Regions from separate parts of the Homo sapiens genome. Here region 2 is linked to region 1. Evidence: read pairs that join two places in POLR2A ChIA-PET (ENCODE). Cell type or tissue: A673. All regions are shown on one strand. Each heading gives the region's core, and the rest is flanking DNA. Links, peaks and the distances in the headings are about the cores only.

Region 1 (4,529 bases), core at 377-4,376:
CAACTGGGCTGAGGGGATTTCAGGCCTCTGAACTAGTCCTCAGCTCAGATTCAACACCAGCTTCTTGAAAGATGGACTTTATCCTATGGGTGAAATGCTTTTACAGACTTTATTTCAGGAGGGACCATGGGTTCAGTGAAAAAATGTGTCATGTATTTGTTATTTATTGATAGAGTACTATAAAGGGCACTGTGGTCAGCATTCAGAGAATAAAAAAGGTAGATGAAACAGTCCCTTCCTTCCTGGATCTTGTAAGGATGGTCTGAGGGGAAGAAATAAATTAGTCTATGAGTAACTTAATACAAAACAGGTAAGAGTTGAAAAGGCGAAGAGCCACAGGAGCTCGAAGGAGGACATACCTGGGACCAGGGTCATCACAGAAAGTCCCGTGAAGGCAGCGCCTGAACAGGGCATACAAGATGAAGAAGTCATATTTGAGGATCCTGTGGGAGGTGGGGAAGCTGGGAAGGCCTCAGCGTGGGGTAAAGGTGCACAGGAGAGGAAAGCCAGGGTATGCATGGAAACTAGCATTTGCTATTTTAACTGCAGCATAAAATAGGGAAAGACCGGGAAGATAAGCCTGGAAAAGTGGTCTTGGGTCAGCCTAACACAAAAGGAAGCCGACACCAAAGGAGAGCAGAATACAAGTCAGGCAAGTGCGGCCGAGGTGTCCGTCATGGTTTTGGGGTAGGAAGTGTCAGGATGAAGACCACCAAGCAAGAAGAACATCCAGTTTTCATGGGTATAATGACTCCTAATGCTAACAGATATCTTGAAATCCTAACAACTTTAGTTGACACAAGTTTCTTAAGAGACAAAATTTACCGGAATATTTATTTTAAAAGGTTAGTTTATTACCAAGGGATAATTGTTTATTTTTTTAATGTCCTTACTTAGGACATGGACATTCACCAGGATAACATGAAACATTGTGAAAATGCTCACAGTATTGTTAAGTACTTATGCATTTACTGTTTGCATTTTTTTTTTTTGCTTTAGAATAACTTTTCAACCCACTAGCAACAGTAACCAAGGAAATATAAATCCAACAGCCTAGAATTACAACTATTTGAGAAGATTCATGGTTTCAACGTACTGCTATATTTACTGTTTCATTCTGGACAGTTTCCCGTTTCTTTAACTCCTCTCTAAGTGTCCAAAACAATATACAGAAAGTCTGCACTAAGCTTCGTTAAAGCTTTAAAATTTAGCATAGTATGTCTGGCAAATCAGAAAAACCACATATTTGTCATAACCTTTACCTTCCCTAAAATCAGAGTACATCCTGTGGATAAGGATTATTTCCCACATATTAAAGCAGAACATGATGAAACTGCTGTCCTATTTATTACAGAGGGAATGTCAGATATAAAGTAGTTACCTTAATCCTACGGTGCTCACTTACGAAACACCATCCCTCCAGTTTGGCAATGCATAGTGCACTCTCATTAATCAGAATTAAACTATTTGGAAAACATATTGAGTATTTTCATATTGACATTGAATATTTTCATCTTTATGAAACAATTTCTGGACAGACTTTTTTCCCTCCAACTGACCACATGATTAGTAAAGATAGTGTACCACTTGTTTATTACTTATGGATATCTTTAGTAATGTTTCATTTAAAAAACAAAACAAAACTCTTCTTTCTCATCCATGTCTTGGGCAATCACAGATGCAAGAGTTGACATCTGTGAATATTTTCTGATTACTTACTAACTAGGAATATATAAGTTAAAAAAATTTTTTAAAGGAGAAAAGCCAAATAGTTCATGTTGACTTTGAAAGACTGATGACAATGATGTGGCAATTCTAAAGTACTTAGAGGTTTAACCCAAAATTTGTTTACGTCTTTGATTTTTAGTAAACACTGCACTGATAAACATGAGTTTGTTCAGATCAAGAGTATGTTGGCATTCTCTTAAGCATAGTTTGAAACCAGAGAGCTCAAGCATAAAACAGCTCTGACAAAGATAACCAGTCAAGCATAAAAATGGGAGTTGGTTGTGTCAGAATACATTAAGAGGCCGAAGGCTGTCTGGCAGACAGCTGTCTTGCCATCACTGAAGGTGACTATTACCACTAAAAGTTGTTTTTCGGATACAGTACTTGAAATTGCTGTCATCTTGTATTTAAAATGCTCCTTATTTATAAAGCGTCACATCCTTTTCTTATCTGAAGCCTCCTTCTTGGATAACCACAAACCTAAAAGCAGTCTAAAATTGTGCTGATGCTTTCCTACAAGCACAGGGAAACTCTTATATTGAATCTTTGTCTATTTGGAGTTGAGAATGTCTTTGGCTTTTATTTTAAATGCCTTCTTAAATATAGATCACTATTTTTAAAATGTAAACATCCAAAGGCATTCCCTCACACTTGGAGGAATGCTAAGGCAGGAGACATGCTTGTAGTAGTCACATTTCACTTTCCCAGACGGGTGCCACAAACGTTCCGCTCAGTTACTGCTTAGGAGGCAGCATTATTAAATGCCTCACGACTTAACGGTCAGCCTCCATGCTTCTTGCTAACCTACATTTCCAAAAGATCATCCGAGAAATCTGGCAAGCCACCGAAATGGTACTAGTAAACTGGATCCATCCAAAGCACTCCACAGTGCCCTGTGGGTGTGTTTCTCACTGTAAACTACTGGGTAAAGAATTTACATACAATTTTATCTCCAAACTCGATTTGTATCCTTTGTAGGTTAGTTCTCAGGAGTACCCACTCCAGCCCAGAAATAAGTCAACGTAGTATTTCCAAACTATCACTTCAAATGTCCACGGTCAAGGGCAGGAGGAGGAAGGAATAGTAACGGGAAAACTTGTCAGCGATTAGCCATCCATAAAAATGTTCTCCCAGCGCTCCTCCTTCCGATCACAAAGCTGGCGTCAGGCAGTCTCCTGTATCTGCTTCCCACCTCGCCCCCTCCCCTCTGCGGAGAGCTGGCACCGAGGGGCGGGCCAAGGAAAAGACAAACACCCCGGCTCCGACACAGTCCAAGCGCGAGCCCGGAGACACTTCAACAACATTCCTAACTTTTTTTCTCAGTTCGCATGCCTCAAAGGTAAACAAAGCAAAAAGCCTACGAAACAGAAGGCAAGTGAGGCCAATTCGGCGCTGGCGAGTTTAAAAGTGGCCCCCAAAGAGTCACAATGACGACCCCCGCCGCCCCCTCTGTCCGCTGTCCCCTATCTCCAGCTACAGCAAGCGACCCCTCAGGCGCCTATCCTGGTCCCTGCCCACGCCCCGGGCCCCAGCCCCGACCCGACCGCCGCCCCCGCCGCGGGTCGAACATCCCCTGACAGGTCCCGGGGCCCGCGGCGCGGGCGGATGCAGGCGCGAGGAAGGCGAGCTGCGCCGCGGCCAACTCCCCAGAGCAGTCCCCTCCGGCCCCGCGCCCACCCCACCCCACCCCACTCCACCCCAGACAGGCTCCACCAAAAAACCCGGGAACAACGACCGCCAAAAGCCAAGCCTCACGCCGAGGAGCCTCCCAGGCTGCCCCGAGGACGAACAACTTCGCCCTCCACTCAATGCGCTCACACGCACGCACACAAGCAGCGCGCGGCCGAGGAGGGCACGTCTTACCTGTCCCCGCCGTGCCACTCATCCCTCCCCCACCCAGGTCCGGCGCCCCCAACCCCGCCCCCGCCGTGGTCCCCCGGCCGCCCGCTCCGAGCGCCGCGCACTCACTGCCTGGCTGCGCGCGCCCAGCGCCTGCAGGGCCCGGCGGCGGCGGCGGGGACCGAGACAGCGGCTGCAGCAGCGGCGGCGGCGGCGGCGGCGGCGGCGGCCCCAGCCGGCGTCAGTCAGACTGGAGCCGCGAAGCCTCATCGCCCGTATTAGTGCGCCGACCTGGAAAGCGGCCAGGGAGCCCTGCTTGCGGCCCGCCCCCGCCCGCCGCCGCGCGCTCTGGCCGCTCCGGGAGCCGCAGAGGAGGGGGCTGCGCGGGCCCGGCGGGGGGCGGGAGCGAGACCGGCCCCACGGCCACGTGCGCGGAAACTCGCGGCGCGGGGGTGGCGGGGTAGTACTCCTCGCAGCGGCCTGCGGCTCGGTTCCCGCCTCTTCCCCACCCCCAGCCCCGCGCTGCCCTCTCGGTCCCCCTGCGCGACCCCAGGCTCGGCCCCTGCCCGGCCTGCCGGGGTGGCCCGGGGGTGGGGTGGGAGCCCTTTGTCTGCGTGGGTCGCCTCGCGTCTCTCTCTCCCACCCCACCTCTGAGATTTCTTGCCAGCACCTGGAGCCCGAAACCAGAAGAGTTGTCAGCCCAACAAGAATATAGGATCACCGGCCCATCAGTCTGGAGACCCTTCTGAGCTGCTGTTCCTCACATGTTTCTGGGCCCTGATAGTGACTCTCACTTGCCCTGTTTGTTCCTGATTTGCTTTTCGGAGTAAGGGGATCCTGTCCCCATGGACAGTGACAGAGCAACTGGGCCGCAATGGCATAGGCAGAAGAAAATCTAATCACTCTGGGGGTGAGTGGTGGTTAAAACGACTCATGTAATTATGTGGATTGTAATTTCCTTA
Region 2 (4,529 bases), core at 384-4,383, 180 kb after region 1:
CAAGTTGCTTAAACTATTTGAATCATTTGAATCTCAGTTTTCTTCTCCGTGAAGTGGGAATAATACCTCCTATTTAGAGGATTGGTTGAGCTACACATGTAGCAATACTCCTGACATACAGGGGCTTATAACACGTGGTCTTTATTTTGATGATTGTAGATTGTCGTCTTTGGTAAGCTTGAACAATTTATCTTGCTGAAACTCTTTCCAATAGACATTTACTTGACTTGATGCTTCTGAGACAACACCCTTTTTTCTTCTCCTATCTTTCTGGCTACCCCTTTTTCTTTTGGTGGCTTTTATTTTTCCTAACTACACTTTTATTGTTTGTTTTCTTCAAGAATCCATAATGGGGCTCCTTTTCTTCCTCTTCATATGCTTCCTGAGCAATCTTATCTCTGGGGGAATCATTTTTTTCCCTCTCCCAAGTCCCTGCTGGTCATAAAATGGGAACATACACCCCCAACACTTTCACCCATTTAGAAGCACCCATTTGGGAGGAGTAATATTTCATCCTTCTCCACATCTCTAACCTATCTTATATCCAGGAGGGGGAGTGACTTAACTTTTTGGTGAGATTGGAACAAAGGGTTCACTATATAACCCTAGCCTATGGTTTGCTAGAGTTCTTTCTCTCTCTCTCTCAGCTGGGCATTATCCAGCTATTTTGTTGAATTGAGCAGATAAGTTCAAAGTTGTTTAAAATTAAAGAACTATAGAGTCTGAATAAACATTGTTGACACAAATGCTTTAAGAATTCAAAGTGTAAGGCTGGTATTTACTATTTCATTTCAGGTAAGGAAGATTAAATACAGTTTTATTTTTAATCTCCCAAGGTTATAACCTATAATATTAAGACTATGTTAACCTTAAGTCTTATTCAAGTGTTTGTTGTAGGAAATTGTGTCAGCTCACTAAAGTTATACATTTTATTTGTCATAGGAAATTGAATTTACGCACCAACCTTTTGATAATTAACCCATGACTATGACTTCATTGATCTTACTAAAATTGACCTTACCTACATTTAAACTCTGCGCATTCTCTTTAGATAGGAAACTATCTCAAGCCCTTAGTTTAGATTTTTCTTCTTGCTGATTGTATACTTAAAATAAAATACCAAGTCTCACATTTTTACACTTCCAAATGAGGTCCCAGTCTACTCTTTCCAACAATAAGGGATATATTCAGATTCTTATTTGACTTTTTTCATATTTCTTGATTGATTCTGAATCTAGAGAGGAAGGATATAACAAACCGGTCCTTTTGAACCGTAATAAAAGCCAGGTATTCACTGGGGATTTGCTTTCATTGTAACATGCCACTTGGTGGTCAGCTTTTCGAGAAGGGAGGAGATAACGCCACTTAATTCTAGCACAGGCAGCTAATGACATTTCCGAAAAGACCCTGCGTTTCTCAAAGGGCTGAATTGGCTTTAGCCTTATCAGTCTATGTAGCCTTATTAATGCTTGTAATTTTGGTCCTGTTAAACCCTTGATTGCTTACTATATTGAGATTGTGAACTTGGGGATCATATTTTCTCATACACCACTTTGCTGTTACACTTGCACTTTTCTCTGTTTATAATACTCAGCTCTTAAATGCCACGTAGCCCATGGCTCAGTATTTTCTGCTCAAATGCTGGCTCCTCGAGGCTTCGTTTCCTGACCCTTCCTCTCCCCTGCATTTCAAAGCTTGATTTAGTGCTTCATCTGAGCTTGTTTCTCCTGGGATATGTATCTATGGAGCTCATGACAGTGTTGTCATTAAAACATACACAGATTCTTTCTGTTTTTGCTAAATAGATTATGAGTTCCTTGGGTGCAGAGATCATGGTTTTCATTTATGTAACTTTAGTGCTTAGTATCCTGTCAATGAATGTTTACTAAAAATAAATAAAATAAACAAACTCTGTTAAGTATAGTGACCAATTGTTCTAGCTGTGGACTAGTACCAACTTTTAACTTTATACTAACATAATTATTAACAGTACCCCCTTTCACTCTCAAAAGTGTTCCAGTTTGGAGGATAAATTCTAGGTCACCTTCTTCATAAGGAATCTTGGGGGAGATATAGAACTGAATTGCTTTTTTTTTTTTTTTTTTGCCTCTAAGAGGATAATGTTCTCAGATTTTCTGGAAAGCAGAGACAATGATTCTTATAAATTATAATAACAAAAATATCTCAATGATAATTTTCTTACCTACAAAATGAAACTAGCTAATGGTTTCACAGATTTCTGTGAGAATAAGTGTATTAGTTCACTATGGCTGCCACAACAAAATACCACAGTCTGTGTTGTTTAAACAACAGGCTTTATTTTCTCACAGTTCTGTAGGCTGGAAGTCCAAGATCAAGTTGTCTGCAGGTTTGGTTTTTCGAGGCCTCTCTGGAGGCTCGCAGATGGCTGCCTTCTTGCTACGTCCTCACATGGCCTTTTCTCTGTGTGCACATCGTGGTGTCTCTTCCTCTTTTTGTAAAGACACTAGTTATACTTAATTAAAGTCCTGCTCTTATAACCTCATTGAACCTTCATTACCTCCTTTAAAGTCCCTTATCTCCAAATACAGTCACATTGGGGGTTGAGAAGTCAACATACAATTTTGGGGAACACAATTCAGTCCATAATATGCATGTATAAATATATGGTGTGTGAATTTTAATATCCACACCTACCAACCCATATATAAAAAGTCATTTTGAAAATAACATGATGAGGACCTTTCTGTTTTGGACAGAATAATATAAATGGGTGGTAGAAGAGTTTTTTTTTGAGATGCAGTCTCGCTCTGTCGCCCAGGCTGGAGTGCACTGGCATGATCTTGGCTCACTGCAACCTCCACCTTCTGGGTTCAAGTGATTCTCCTGCCTCAGCCTTCCAAGTACCTGGGATTACAGGCACGTGCCACCACGCCTGGTTAATTTTTGTATTTTTCATGGAGATGGGGTTTCACCATGTTGGCCAGGTTGGTCTTGAACTCCTGACTTCAAGTGATCTGCCTTCCTTGGCCTCCCAAAGTGCTGGGATTGCAGGCATGAGCCACTAGGCCCGACCCTTTTTATTCAATCTCATATTATCAGATTATTTTGTTTGAGCTTTAAAAACAAATTTATTACTCTATAACAGATAATAATAATTTATTCATTTAAAATAATACATACAACTTCTAGGCTGGGCACAGTGCCTCACACCTGTAATCCCAGCACTTTGGGAGGCTGAGGTGGGTGGATCATTTGAGGCCAGGACTGTGCATGGCTGTTGTTCTCCATGCTTAAGAGGCCATAGTTGTGGCAGAACCTCGTCTCTACTAAAAATACAAAAAATTAGCTGGGTGTGGTGGTGGGCCCCTGTAATCCCAGTTACTTGGGAGGCTGAGGCAGGAGTATCACTTGAACTGGGGAGGCAGAGGTTGCAGTGAGTCAAAATCGGCCACTGCACTCCAGCCTGGGCGACAGAGTGAGACTTCATCTCAAAATAAAATAAAAAACAAAACAAAACAAAACAAAACAAAACAAAAAAATAAGAAACCATACAACTTCTAGACCTTGTCAAGAGAAGTCCTTGTCAGGGTACCATGCTTCAGAGGCCTGCTAGACCCCTTTATTCTGTGGGGTTAGGAGTCCATAGGCCAAAAGGACATGTGGGTGCCTAGATCTCTGGGATTTCTGCTCAAACATTCTCAAGCTGTATCTGGGACCTCTTTGGGCCTCCTTTGAGTCTCCATCCTCCTGAGTATGGTCTGTACCACTGGTAGTGTAGCACAGGCAATTGTTGCTTAAGAAGAAGAGTTCTGCTTCCCTCCTAACTACCATATTCTGGTGTGGAACTGCAAGGGATCCTAGGTAATTATGAGGCTATATAATAGATACAATAATAAATAGAACCTATTTTAGTTGATGGTTTGACTTGATTTTTTACCTTTCAAATATTTAAATCTATGCTGTATGAGTCTTCATTTGTATTCTTGCTCCAGGCTCCACACATATCAGGAGTGAACTTTTTATTTTTTTGAGATGGAGTCTCGCTCTGTAGCCCAGGCTGGAGTGCAGTGGCACCATCTCAGCTTACTGCAGCCTCCACCTCCTGGGTTCAAGCAATTCTCCTGCCTCAGCCTCTCGAGTAACTGGGATTACAGGCATGCCCCACCATGCCTGGCTAATTTTTGTATTTTTAGTACAGATGCGGTTTCGCCATGTTGTCCAGGCTGGATTTGAACTCCTGACCTCAAGTGATCTGTCCACCTTGGCTTCCCAAAGTGCTGGGGTTACAGGCGTGAGCCACCCTGCATGGCCTGGGGTGAAACTTTTTAATGAGCATTTATTGTTTGCCATTCACAATGCAGAGTGTCATTTATCATTTGATCTACACAACAGATAATTGGTAGGTCCTATTGCTGACCTCAGTTTACAGAAATGAAACTGTGGCCAAAGTCAACCCTGCTCAAAGAAGCAGAGTTGGGCCTGGAATGGAGCTCTGACCTCAGAGACTGAACTTAGCCCCTCTCCCCTACTCTAGGGCCATTCAAAGA

What was found. Peaks named below come from ENCODE experiments on the same cell type or tissue, not always from the same donor. Only the 100,000 strongest peaks of a DNase experiment are listed, where the experiment ranks them.
Region 2: POLR2A ChIA-PET joins it to region 1 with 6 read pairs; 2 of 35 experiments call an interaction of 5 or more read pairs at or near these places.

What each region holds. Positions count from the first base shown.
Region 1 is chr13:36,916,420-36,920,948 of GRCh38, forward strand. It overlaps SMAD9 (SMAD family member 9), which reads right to left and starts at 3,819. Exons shown (of 7, transcript NM_001127217.3): 1 at 3,697-3,819. RefSeq lists silencers at 3,730-3,799, 3,910-3,959. In A673, for the core only: no CTCF peak of the experiment used is centred there; DNase peaks (open chromatin) are centred at 2,012, 2,512, 2,942 and 3,822; H3K4me3 peaks cover 2,561 bases; H3K27ac peaks cover 3,557 bases.
Region 2 is chr13:37,092,598-37,097,126 of GRCh38, forward strand. No RefSeq gene overlaps it. Among named protein-coding and RNA genes, the nearest start is that of CSNK1A1L, 11 kb to the right of the region's middle. In A673, for the core only: no CTCF peak of the experiment used is centred there; no DNase peak of the experiment used is centred there.